Regions from separate parts of the Homo sapiens genome. Here all the other regions are linked to region 2. Evidence: chromatin contacts called from ENCODE Hi-C data. All regions are on one chromosome and are shown on one strand. Each heading gives the region's core, a stretch centred on a gene start or an enhancer-like site at or near the end of the contact. The rest is flanking DNA. Distances are from core to core; before and after follow the strand shown.

Region 1 (2,700 bases), core at 166-2,665, 8.5 Mb after region 2:
GGTAGAAGTGGTCATAGGGCACTATCATTTTTATGACTTCTGAATTGCCAGATCACCCTCAGAGAGATTGCATCAGTGTTCGGAGCTTGCAGCCAAGCTCGACCCCACAGCCCTGCCATCTGTGCCCGAAGTTCGATCTTGTTGGCTCCAGAATCCCTAGGACATAGTGCAGGAGTGAATCCCGAGCTGGAGCTGGGTGGGCTGTGGGGTCATTCCAGATTGATTAACCTCCGACCTCTGAAGTCTGCAGCTGGAAGGGGCTCCAGGTAAGAAGATAACTTTGAAGCATCACACCAGGAAACCTACTGCACCTGGACTTTCATGACATTTCCTGCGGGCAATTTTTACCTCCACGAAATTCAGTAACCTTTGCAGCCCCTTCAGCCCAAGACCACCAGGAGCAAACCTGTGGTCCACAAAATCGGGTGTACTGACCCACTGCAATGAGGGAGCGCCTCCCAAGAACGAAGGGAAAGGCAGAGTTTGAAGGGGTTGAGGGAAGGCAGAGTTTAGGTGACCTTTACATGAAGCAGGGTTCCCACAGGCTGAGGCCAGCAGGACTGTGTTCCGCGGGGCCAAGTGTGGGAAGCTGTGTGCAGACGCCCCCTATCTGGAGCTGCAGCCTGGATTGGGATGACAGAGGCTAAGTCTCGGTTAGTGGCTGAGCTCCCCGGCCAGACGGGCATGTTTCCTTCTCCCTGCTGTAATCTCAAAGCGGACAGCGTCTGCCAGGTGGTTTCGGGAACAGGGTTTCTCCGAGGGCTAGGGGGCTGCGGTCCCTCCGAGGCGGGGTCGTGGTGGCATTTGGCTGTGGCTGCCTCGCGCCCTCGGGAACGGGCGTCTCCAGCTCGCTGGCAGCTGGTTTTCTCCACGTCTGTCATCGGCCTGGAGTGGCAAGCAAATAGCTGGTATTTTCAGAGCCGCCCTGCCCCGGACAGAGAAGACCGGGCCCAGCAGGCGTTGGTGGATGCCTTTCAAGCTGTAATCAGTTTCCCCGAACGTGTACCAGGTCTCGGCCACAGCCCGAGCCCAGCGCGCTCCCGCGGGGCACCTGGTGACCCGGTGCAGGGCGGGAGGGCCGGTCCCAGGAACCCGAGGGCCGGAGGGCAGGGCCCCCTTCCCGCACCGTCCCCGGGCTGGCAGGAGCGGCCACGACGGCACGCTCCGAGGCCCCGGGTCCCTTGCCCCCTCCAGTCGCTCCCACTTTCTGCCGGGCTTGCCCAACGAGGGGGCAAACACCACGCTCAGGTGGCGTGGACAGGTCGCTGCCGCCTCGGACTACACCAGAGATCTCAGCTATGAGCCTGGACGCCCGCCCCGCCCTCCCGAGGCCCCGCCCCGCCCCCCGAGGCCCCGCCCCGGCGCGGCGCGCAGGCGCGGTCCATCCCGCCCGCAGAGCCGCAGTGCCGGGCGCCAGAGCAGCGGCGCCAGAGCAGCTGCACCATCCCGGCGTTCGCGTGTGCCGCCGCTTTCCTCCTCCATCTCTTTTCCTCCGCCTCCGCCGGCGCGATGGCGAAGCCGCTGACGGACAGCGAGAAGCGGAAGCAGATCAGCGTGCGCGGCCTGGCGGGGCTAGGCGACGTGGCCGAGGTGCGGAAGAGCTTCAACCGGCACTTGCACTTCACGCTGGTCAAGGACCGCAATGTGGCCACGCCCCGCGACTACTTCTTCGCGCTGGCGCACACGGTGCGCGACCACCTCGTGGGCCGCTGGATCCGCACGCAGCAGCACTACTACGAGCGCGACCCCAAGGTGAGGCGCTGCCCCGCCCTGTGCGCCCGTGCCCGCTGAGAGGGCGCCGGTCCCGGAGCCGCGCCAGCGGGGGTCTCTGCGGGGCGGCCCGTCGGGCGTTACCTGCGCCCCTAGCCGGCCGGCGGCCAGGCACAGCCGACTGGGGAGTCGCCTGGAAGCCGCAGTCGGCGGGGCCCGGGCGTCCCCTGCGCAGGGCCGCGGCCACGGGTCCGCCCCACTGGGAGCCCGCGCCTGGCGGGGTCCGCCGTCCCCCGCAGATGATGCTGAGCCCGGGAGCCTGGCGGACGTTCCCGGTCTCTTTCTGGCCGTGCGCTTCCGCGCTGGCTGCAGAGCCGGTGCTCCCCGCCCCTGCCTCCAGCCACTCTTTGTTTTCCTGCAGCAGCCTGTGGGAGAAAATGGGACTGGAACCAGGCCTGGGCAGCCTTGTGGGTTGGAATGGGGTGAGCTCGGTAATCTGCAGGGAATTGTGAGACTTTTTTTTGTGTACGCTGCTTAGAAGAAAATCACTGAAGATGCCTGCTTCACGCAGGGAGGGGTACGAAGCTCAGAGATGGAGATGGAGCCCTCGAAGAAGGCTCTGTCTTAGAGGTTCCCACACCTCCCTTGGAGAAATTTGCTTGGGTTGAAGTTGACAGAGATCATCTTACTAATTGTTACTTTTTATATCTTGCAAAAATTTGTTTGAGTAGTGAAACAAAGTCACTGATTGTCCCCGTTACTCTTAACCATGTTTACTATGGGCCTGTGTTCTTGCTGTGTTTTTGGTATTCCTAAATATACATACACATTTTTAAAAAGTATAATGCACATACAGTTTTTTAGATTTTCTGTTTCATTCGTAAACATTTGTAACTTTTTCACTGATAAACAGCTTTGCAGGTCAATGGATAGGATGGTAGTTTTCAGTTTGATAGGTACATGGTAGTCTTGCACAGCCCCCTGTTGCCA
Region 2 (2,700 bases), core at 198-2,697:
TATGTTGCCCAGGATGATTTTGAACTCCTGGACTCAACCAGTCCTCCTGTCTCAGCCTCCCCAAATGCTAGGATTACAGGTGTGAGCTACTACACTCAGCCATTTCTTCTAGTTTTAGATCTATATAATAAAACGATGCTTTTCTGTGATCCCTTAACATTCTCTACACTCAGGTGCATGTTCAAAGCATATTTGTTTTACTGTTGCCTAGTTTTCCATGTCATTCATTGAATTATCCAATGCATATTAATTATCAGTCACTTTTCCCATTACTAAGGGTACTTGAGTGAACAGAGCAGACAAAAACCCCACCCTTAAAAAGCTTATATTATTTTCAAGTTGTTGCAACTTTGGGTGTTTTTAAAAAATAAAAATTCCCAGCTGATAAAACCAACTTATTTGACAGCTACCTGCCTCACCAGTAGAACCAAGTTATAGCCAGAATTCAGAAATAACATTTTTGAGCATTTATTGTGTCTGACAATGTGCCAATCACTTTACATTTATTTTAGCTCATTTAATGCTTACAACAACTAGAAGGAGGTACTATTAGGATCCCTATTTTACAGATGAAAAAAGTGAAGGTCAGAGAGATTAGTTAAGCAGAGGGTACAAGATTAGGTTCCAGTTGACTCTTAACAACCATTTCATATTCCAGGTGATGCTTTACAGACATCTGATGAATGGATGGATGAATGAATGCATGCACTTTGGGAACTCCCATTCAGCTTGGCATAAATACTAACTCCTTAGAATACCCTAGAAAAATCTAGACCTTTTGTTGGAAGAAAAGAGTGGGAAGGGTGGTAGGGAATTATTTTTTCGAGTGAATTGAGGCAGATGATCTTACAGATGACTGGGTTCTAGTCAGCATGGTTGCCTTATCTGGTGAGAGATGAGAATTGGGCAGACACCAGTTCTGTCTGCCCTGGGCCCTCAAACTGAGTAGCCTCTGAGATTCAAGTTCATCAGCACAGTGTTGGAGGACAGTTCCTGCAGAGCCCCATGAATCAGAGGAGACTCGGAGGCAGGAGGAACTGGCTATCCTAAAGGTGATTTTAAACCGGGGTAGCTAGAGCCCAAAGAAGGGCGAAACCAGGACTAACTGCCCCATAGCATGAGGGGCAGCGCCTGTAAAATTACATAGGATTTGTAAAGGTGGAAGGCACTGTTGCGCCGGGTAAAGCTTCGCAAGGTCGTGGTAGGGGAAATGATTCACTCCCCTTCACTATTCCCTCGCAGCATGGTCCTCACAACCCCCTTCTCTTTCCCCATTTCCATTTCCGGACTCTTCTCCTGCCCGCAGGGCAGACGCACGCGCAGAGAGATTGCCAGCCCTGGCTGCCAGAGACCCGGAAGCATCGATCGGCTCTGTGCTCGGCTTCTAGACTTGTCGGCGCTCGATTGAGGAGCGTGGCTACGTTGCTTCCGGTGCCTGGCTCCGTTTCCTGCTTTTGGTTCTTACAGTAGTCGGCGTAGGCCTTAGGTGGGTTCGTGCGCCTTCTACCTCGCTGTTTCGGTTTTCCTGGCTCCTCGGCCCTTTTCTCCCCTGTTGCAGCTGGGAGCGGACGAAGCGCGAAGCTGGGGTGGGTACGCGTTTGGCCCGGGTTTGGATCTCGGAGGGGCAGGCTTGGGGGTGAGGAGACTGACTCTGGGGCCGGGCATCGCGTGGCAGCTCCCTTGGACTTCGTTAGGGGGCCTTGGGCGAAGGTGCTTGTGTCTGGAGAGGCGGGAGGCTTGCGCGTACGAAGTAAAGGATAGTTAATGTCAGTCTGCTCGTGCGAGGCGTGGACAGTTCACTGCGCTTTCAGGTGTCTTCCAGCGGCTCCCTTTTGGTGGTGGCGGGTAATTCAGGGTGTCCCTGTAACAACGCAGCCCACGATCAAACCTCGCATGAAACCCTGCAAGAGCCTCCCCTTTGTCCCCCTACCTTCACTTTGACCTCTGCCTCAGTCACTTCCCTTTCGTCGTCTCCTTTGCGACCCCTGCCCCTTCTCCAGATTTCGATTTAGGGGGTCGCAAGGCTTTGAGAAGCGTTACGTTTTACCTGTTACCTGCACAAGTGCAGCCCCTGCTTGTAGGCTCTTCCCTTGTCAATCATCCAATGCAGTTCACATACAGTGGATGCTCTGTAAATACTGTGAGATAAAGGAATATGTGGGGCACACAAGGAAATCATCCAAGTTCACAATTTGCAAGTAAAAACCATGTAAAAAATGCAATAGTGTGGTATATGAGGAAGACAAGTGTAGAGGAGAAAGCAAGGGCTGAATTTCCAGGCCTGATGCTTATTAGCTGTGTGACCTTAGGCAAGTTCCTTACCTGGTAATAGCTGTTAATAATAGCTACTCTTAAGTGTTTACCGCTGATGCAGAACTGTGCTAGAATTCATTTAGTCTTCTGAGTTCTATTGGGTAGGTTCTGTTACCATTCTTATTTTACTGATGAGGACCTGAGAGGTTAAGGAACTTCCCTCAGGCAAACAGCTAGTAAGAAGCATAAATAGGATTTGAATTCACATCTGGCTGATACTGGAATCTGAGTTTAATCGTCATGCCACACTGCTGTCATTGAGCTCCTTTCTTTCAAGTCGGTTAGAGATAACCTTGGAGTCCAGACAGCTTGGTGATGCTGTATACAAATTAATAGGTATGGAAGGACTTTGTAAGTGCACCCATTAAGTAGTTGGCAAACTTCATT
Region 3 (2,700 bases), core at 186-2,685, 8.7 Mb before region 2:
AGAGAGAGAGAGAGAGAGAGGAGGGAGAGAGAGAGAGAGAGAGGAGAGAGAGGAGAGAGAGAGAGAGGGAGGGAGGGAGGGAGAGAGAGAGAGAGAGAAGAGAGAGAGGAGAGAGAGAGAGAGGGGGAGGGAGGGAGGGAGGGAGGGAGGGAGGGGGAGAGAGAGAGAGAGAGAGAGAGAGAGAGAGAGAGAGAGAGAGAGAGTCTGCAAGCCCACCATGATGGTCTCTCAAGCCCGCTCAGACATCTGCCCACCATCCACTGCAAGCCTCTTTCAAATGGTCACTTCCTATTATAAGGTTAAACTATAATCAACAAATCCCTTTCTTTCTCCTAACTCAAAACTGTAGTTTCCCATCTCCTTAAAGAAAAGGCACTATCCACCATTTGCTTTCTATTGTTAAAAGGGGCAATGCGTATCTTCTTTTCTTTATGGCACAATTATTAATATTACTCAGAAAGTCCTACCTTTACAAGTTATAATAAGTATCAACATTTATTTGAAATCATACTGTAAAATTTAAAAGGCATCCATATTTATGTTTTATTCTCACAATGACATCTCCAGGTCTTCAAACGGAAGACTACGACACAAATGGCCTGCCTTCACCGTGCTGCAATTTCTTCAACAGGTAACTTGCTTAGCCTGTGCTACGTATTCATACTGCACGTGGATGTCACTGAATGTCCTTTCTCTTCCAATACATATCTGTATCTAAAAGCACACGGTTTGCTTGCAGATTTTCTTCCTTCCCTTCTCCTCCCTATGGGAAGCTGCCCACTCCACCCCGAAAACACTGTCCCCCAAAGCAAGGGGACGCGCTGCACCCTCGGCTGTCACCGCGAGGGCTCGGCGCGCATGCGCGGCGCGAGCGGCCGGGCCCCACAGCCGCAGGTCGTTGGTAAGGCGGGTCCGCGGACCCCAGGTCGAGCCCAGCGGCAGTGCAGGATCGCAAGCGGCCCGGCACCGGCGCCGCAGGTTGTTGGCAAGCCTGGTCCGGGGTTTTAGGTTGAGCCCAAGCGGCAATGCGGGATCGCCACCGGGCCGCGCGGGCTTGGGAGGGTGACGCCCGCGAGGACACTGCGGCGTCCGGGGCGGGCGGGCACACTCACAATTTCAGCATCCACTCGCCCTCCATCACCAGCGTCCAGTTGGAGGCGGTCATGGGCTGGACCCGGCTCTGCTCCGGCGGCAGCGCGGCCTCCTCGGGGCCTGCCGTCGCCGCCACAGCCGCGATCCAGGCGGCCAGGAGCGCCGTTAGCTGCGGGCCGCAGCGCCCACCCGCCATGTTGGGCGCCGAGCGAGGCTTCTCGGCGGGGAGTGTGGGGAAGGGCAGCGGCCGGCCCGCAGCCTCGCTCGCCCGCCGGGTTTTTCAAGGAAGCGGGAGACGCAAGGGCCACCCCGCCTACGCCTAGCGGCGCAGACTGGCGGTGCTCGCAATGCCGCGGAGGACGCCACCTCTTATCGCCGCTTGCCCGTCGAGGCCACGCCCCCTCCCGCCTCCACTTGCCGTTGCCCGGGGTGTCGGTTACCTCAGCAACCACCGCCCTTTCTTCCTGACCGCCAAGCTGACAATAAACAGATGACCCAACGTTGCCTAAGTTAGAACATGCACCGCTGCTGCCCAGGCTCCAATAAGGGCAGGGTTGGCGCGTGTGGGCTTCTCTAAAGGGAAACATGGCCAGTAATTTTAAAATCCATCCCCTCTTCAATGATAGCAAATATAAAAGCAACGGGCTGCAAGGTACACGTATGTTTAATGAAAAATGGAGGGACGTGGTGAGTATCTCCTGCTGAAGAGAGAGGAAAATTTAAGTACTCTGCATGTGTATATTGAAGCATCACTAATTTAGGATATTGATGAAACTAGCCTATGCAATTGCATTTTTTTTACAAAAAATGTTAATTTCATAGAAACTCTTAAAAACATGGGTACTAGCCGATAAAATGAGTCAATTAAGACTATTGCCACCTGCAGTAAAATGGACCTCACATTTCTCTTGACTACAGTTTTGTCAGATCTAAAATGAGGGTAGCCTTAAGTGATTTCCAAATTTCTTTCCAGGTCACATTAGATGAATCTGTACCTTGGGACCACCACACCGTTAATATATAAGACTGGATTACAATTAAAGGATGAGGAAGCTTTCTCAAAGGGTGCTTTGTATGTGTTTACTAGTTGTGCAAACCATGAACCTCGGTAATGTGGTTAATAGACCATGAAAAGGATGTGGTTTCTGCCCTCGGCTTAAAACAAAGACAGCAATAAGACTAAAAGTACTTCAGGGCACATGAGAGCAAATTTCAATCAATACTTATAGGAGAGGGAAGTTAATTTTGCCTGAAGAGAAGATCTGGCCTGCATTATGCATTAATTAGTATTAGCTAAAAACTATGTGGACCTAGCCCTTATCATTAAAATAAAACACTCAAGGGTTTACAAACTATTGAAATTTAAGAAAATGTCTTTGCAATGAATGCTACTAAGACTCACTGTTATTAAGTACATACATATCAATTCCATAAACTCAATGGAAAACATTTTACTGTGCTTGTAAAAAGAAGTGACTCATAAACAGGAATTCTGTCATTTTATCACTTTCATGATAGAATGATGTGTAGAATTTGTTTTACAATGCTCCAGAAATAAAATGTAGGGAATGGAAAGAAGATAGGTGAAAGAAAAGTGGTGCAACATCA
Region 4 (2,700 bases), core at 77-2,576, 6.7 Mb after region 2:
CAACAGCCCAGAATTCTTCCGGGCTGTCAGTGCGGGCTCTGCTTTTTGAGAGGTTGGAATTTAAAATCCTCCTTAGGAGAGCACGGAAGAATTACAGGAAATTAAAGGGATTCCCAAAGGACGCCTGACTTAAACAGCAGCAGCGTTACCGTTAATCAAACAGGAGGCTCTGGCTATCAATCAATCTCCGGAGAAGGAAAAATACTATGCTGAGAAAATATATTCGTTCATTAGTCAAGTATTTACTAAAGGTGTACTCGGCGCAAGGCCCCTGGAGAGAGGCCAACAAGCACACCAGCTCTGGATCCCTCGCCGGACCGCCCCCTCCCCGGCGGGGCCCACCTGCAGGCGGGACGCCCCCAGGTGCGCGTTCCAGGCGCCGGGGGCGGCCCCCGCACCCACCCCTCCGGCTCCACCCCGGCGCGCCTCACCCGGACCGGTCTCAGGAGCGATACGGGCTTCAGCGTGGCGAAATGCACCAATACGACTCGCTACGCACTGAGAAGGGGGCCCCACGCGCGCCCCGAGCTACCGCGCCCGCGGGCCTCAGGGAGCCGCTGACCTTCTAGGTCGTGGGACCCCCGCACCAACCCGGGCCAGGGCGAGGGGGGCGATCTGGGGTCTCCAGAGGGCGCGTGAGGCTGACAGCCCCCCCCCCAGAGTGTTCTAGGGGCTTCGTGGGGCGCTTGGGGAGCTCTGGGGGTCCTAGGGGTTCTCTGAAAGGCGCGTGGGGGCTGAGGGTCCCTGTGAGACTCTGGGGATTCTAAGGGGGCGTGTTAGGGGATCCGGAGAGCGTGTGGGGGCTGAGGAACCCTGGGGAGTTCTGCCGGCCCTAGGGGGTCTCTAAAGTGCGCGTGGGGGCTGAGAGCCCCTGGGAGGATGCGGGGTTTCCAGGGACCCTGGGGGGGCCTGTGGGGTCTCTGGAGGGCGCGTGCGGACTGAGGGCCCCTGGGCGTCCTGGGGGCTCCAGGGGGCGCTGGGGGACCCTACAGGATTTCTGGAGGGCGCCTGCAGGCTGAGGGCCCCTAGACGTGGTCTGAGGGCCCCAGAGGTTGCGTGGGGGACTCGGGGGGTCAGCCTGAAAGGAAGGGGGCCAAGTACGGAGACCCCCCCCCCCCAGGGCACGCACGGTCTGGCGCTCACCCAAACAGCCCTCGGAGGAAGGAGTGGGAGGCCTTGACTCGCTTCTCGGCCTCCGCCATCAGCTGTACTGCCTCACGCTCCTTCCCCGCGTTGTCCATGTCGCCCGCCGCGGCCGCCACAGCCCCCTCAGCCGGCTCGCTGTGCGCCCAGGCGCCTTAACCCTCCCTCTGGCGGCCGCAGGGACGCAGGCGCAGGCGCGACGCGCGAGGCCTTTCGGGAGCTGTAGTCCGGGTCCTGTCATGGCGGCGGGGATTCGCGAGCCGCCTACTACAGTTCCCAGGAGGCCCCGGGGCGGGGTGTGTGTGAGCCGAGCTTGCGCACCGCTAGCTCCCAGGACGTCGGCGCAGGGGGCGTGACCCCCCCAAAGGGGTCCTGGGCCAAGGTGAACTTTAATTTTGTATGTATGCAGAAATGGAAAAATGATCCGTGGCCTCTAGTAAAGATCACCTCCTCAGTAAGACTCGCATGGCAATGGGATGGATGAAGGAACAGGGGATAACAGATTGGATGGAACCCACACCCTTCATGCAAGTTCTGCAAAAGAGAATCTGGTGTAGCCACCAAAGCATCACATGCTTGATACCGCCCACCAAAAAACGAGCAACAGCTGGCAATAAGAGCCATTTTTATCTCCAAGAGCAAGACGTCCCCAATATAAGTTCAGTTATTTTTAAATCTCCCCAAACTGTAACTTTCTGTTGGTCCTCTCTTCCTTGGTTATAAATGAGTTGCATATATGCAATATATGCATAATCCACTCTTTTGTTGACTGAATTATATTCAATGGATGTGAACCATTGAACTCTTATCCTTTACATAATACTGGCCATAGTGGATGGATCTCCAGGGACAAAATGTTTGCCTGCCAGGAAGACTTCTAATCTCCTAGGAGAAGTATCCATAGATAGATGGGATCCTGTGCCAGAGACTTTCAGGCCTGTCCCAGAGGGAGTTATTTTTGAAGACAATGTCTAGACCATTCAAGCTTGGCAGTGCTAAGGCAGAGATGCTGAAACTAATAAGAAAATCACTGCCAAGTGAGATTTATGACAGTTTCAAACTGTTAATAAATACACTCTGGGCACTGGCATGCAAAATTTTAGAAAATGAAGACTGTCTGTAGAGGGCAAGGCAAGAGGGGCCAAACTCCTAGAAAGAAAGTTGACTAAAGCACATGTCACAGAGTTCATACATTTCAGGACTCCGTAGAGATAGAAAGAAATCTCAGCTCTTCGTGCAGTTTATTTACGATTACTACATGCATTATTCTAACTTTGAAAAGCTGAGCTGTGTGTTTTTGGAGAGAGAAGGAGGCGGGAAATTGGAGGTGACCGTAAATGCAGGGGAGACCAGAGAAAAACTGTAAAAAGTGAACATAAGCATTTGGAAAGCAGAGCAGTCTATGGGGGCTTAATGGAGTGAGGCTAAGTCAAAAGCTCCTAAGTAAATCAGTGTGTTGATTAAATCAGTTGTTCCCTAACGTGGTTCGATGCAGAAGCTCTAATGGATATTTAAGAAATACTGATTCCTAGGCCACTGGGTTTTGGTATCAAGGTC

What was found. A loop is a pair of places that touch in the nucleus more often than their neighbours do. Pooled maps may share reads with other maps.
Region 1: a pooled map shows a loop between it and region 2 (7-fold over the local background). The contact joins the promoter of PYGB here to the promoter of SNRPB2 in region 2. A Hi-C loop is called at or near these places in 3 of 50 pooled maps.
Region 3: a pooled map shows a loop between it and region 2 (8-fold over the local background). The contact joins the promoter of TMX4 here to the promoter of SNRPB2 in region 2. A Hi-C loop is called at or near these places in 2 of 50 pooled maps.
Region 4: a pooled map shows a loop between it and region 2 (15-fold over the local background). The contact joins the promoter of NAPB here to the promoter of SNRPB2 in region 2. A Hi-C loop is called at or near these places in 6 of 50 pooled maps.

The regions. Positions count from the first base shown.
Region 1 is chr20:25,246,670-25,249,369 of GRCh38, forward strand. It overlaps PYGB (glycogen phosphorylase B), which reads left to right and starts at 1,416. Exons shown (of 20, transcript NM_002862.4): 1 at 1,416-1,752. The coding sequence starts at 1,510. RefSeq lists silencers at 448-701, 720-799, 980-1,169, 1,180-1,369, 1,680-2,059 and an enhancer at 1,450-1,529.
Region 2 is chr20:16,728,579-16,731,278 of GRCh38, forward strand. It overlaps SNRPB2 (small nuclear ribonucleoprotein polypeptide B2), which reads left to right and starts at 1,448. Exons shown (of 7, transcript NM_003092.5): 1 at 1,448-1,586. RefSeq lists enhancers at 559-1,427, 1,486-1,535, 1,586-1,705 and a silencer at 1,856-1,905.
Region 3 is chr20:8,018,326-8,021,025 of GRCh38, forward strand. TMX4 (thioredoxin related transmembrane protein 4) reads right to left here and starts at 1,436. Exons shown (of 8, transcript NM_021156.4): 1 at 1,113-1,436. The coding sequence starts at 1,288. It overlaps TMX4-AS1 (TMX4 antisense RNA 1), which reads left to right and starts at 1,581. Exons shown (of 7, transcript NR_184034.1): 1 at 1,581-1,779; 2 at 2,066-2,700. RefSeq lists silencers at 947-1,086, 1,197-1,436.
Region 4 is chr20:23,420,162-23,422,861 of GRCh38, forward strand. NAPB (NSF attachment protein beta) reads right to left here and starts at 1,327. Exons shown (of 11, transcript NM_022080.3): 1 at 1,144-1,327. The coding sequence starts at 1,241. RefSeq lists silencers at 316-545, 1,176-1,265 and an enhancer at 1,516-1,705.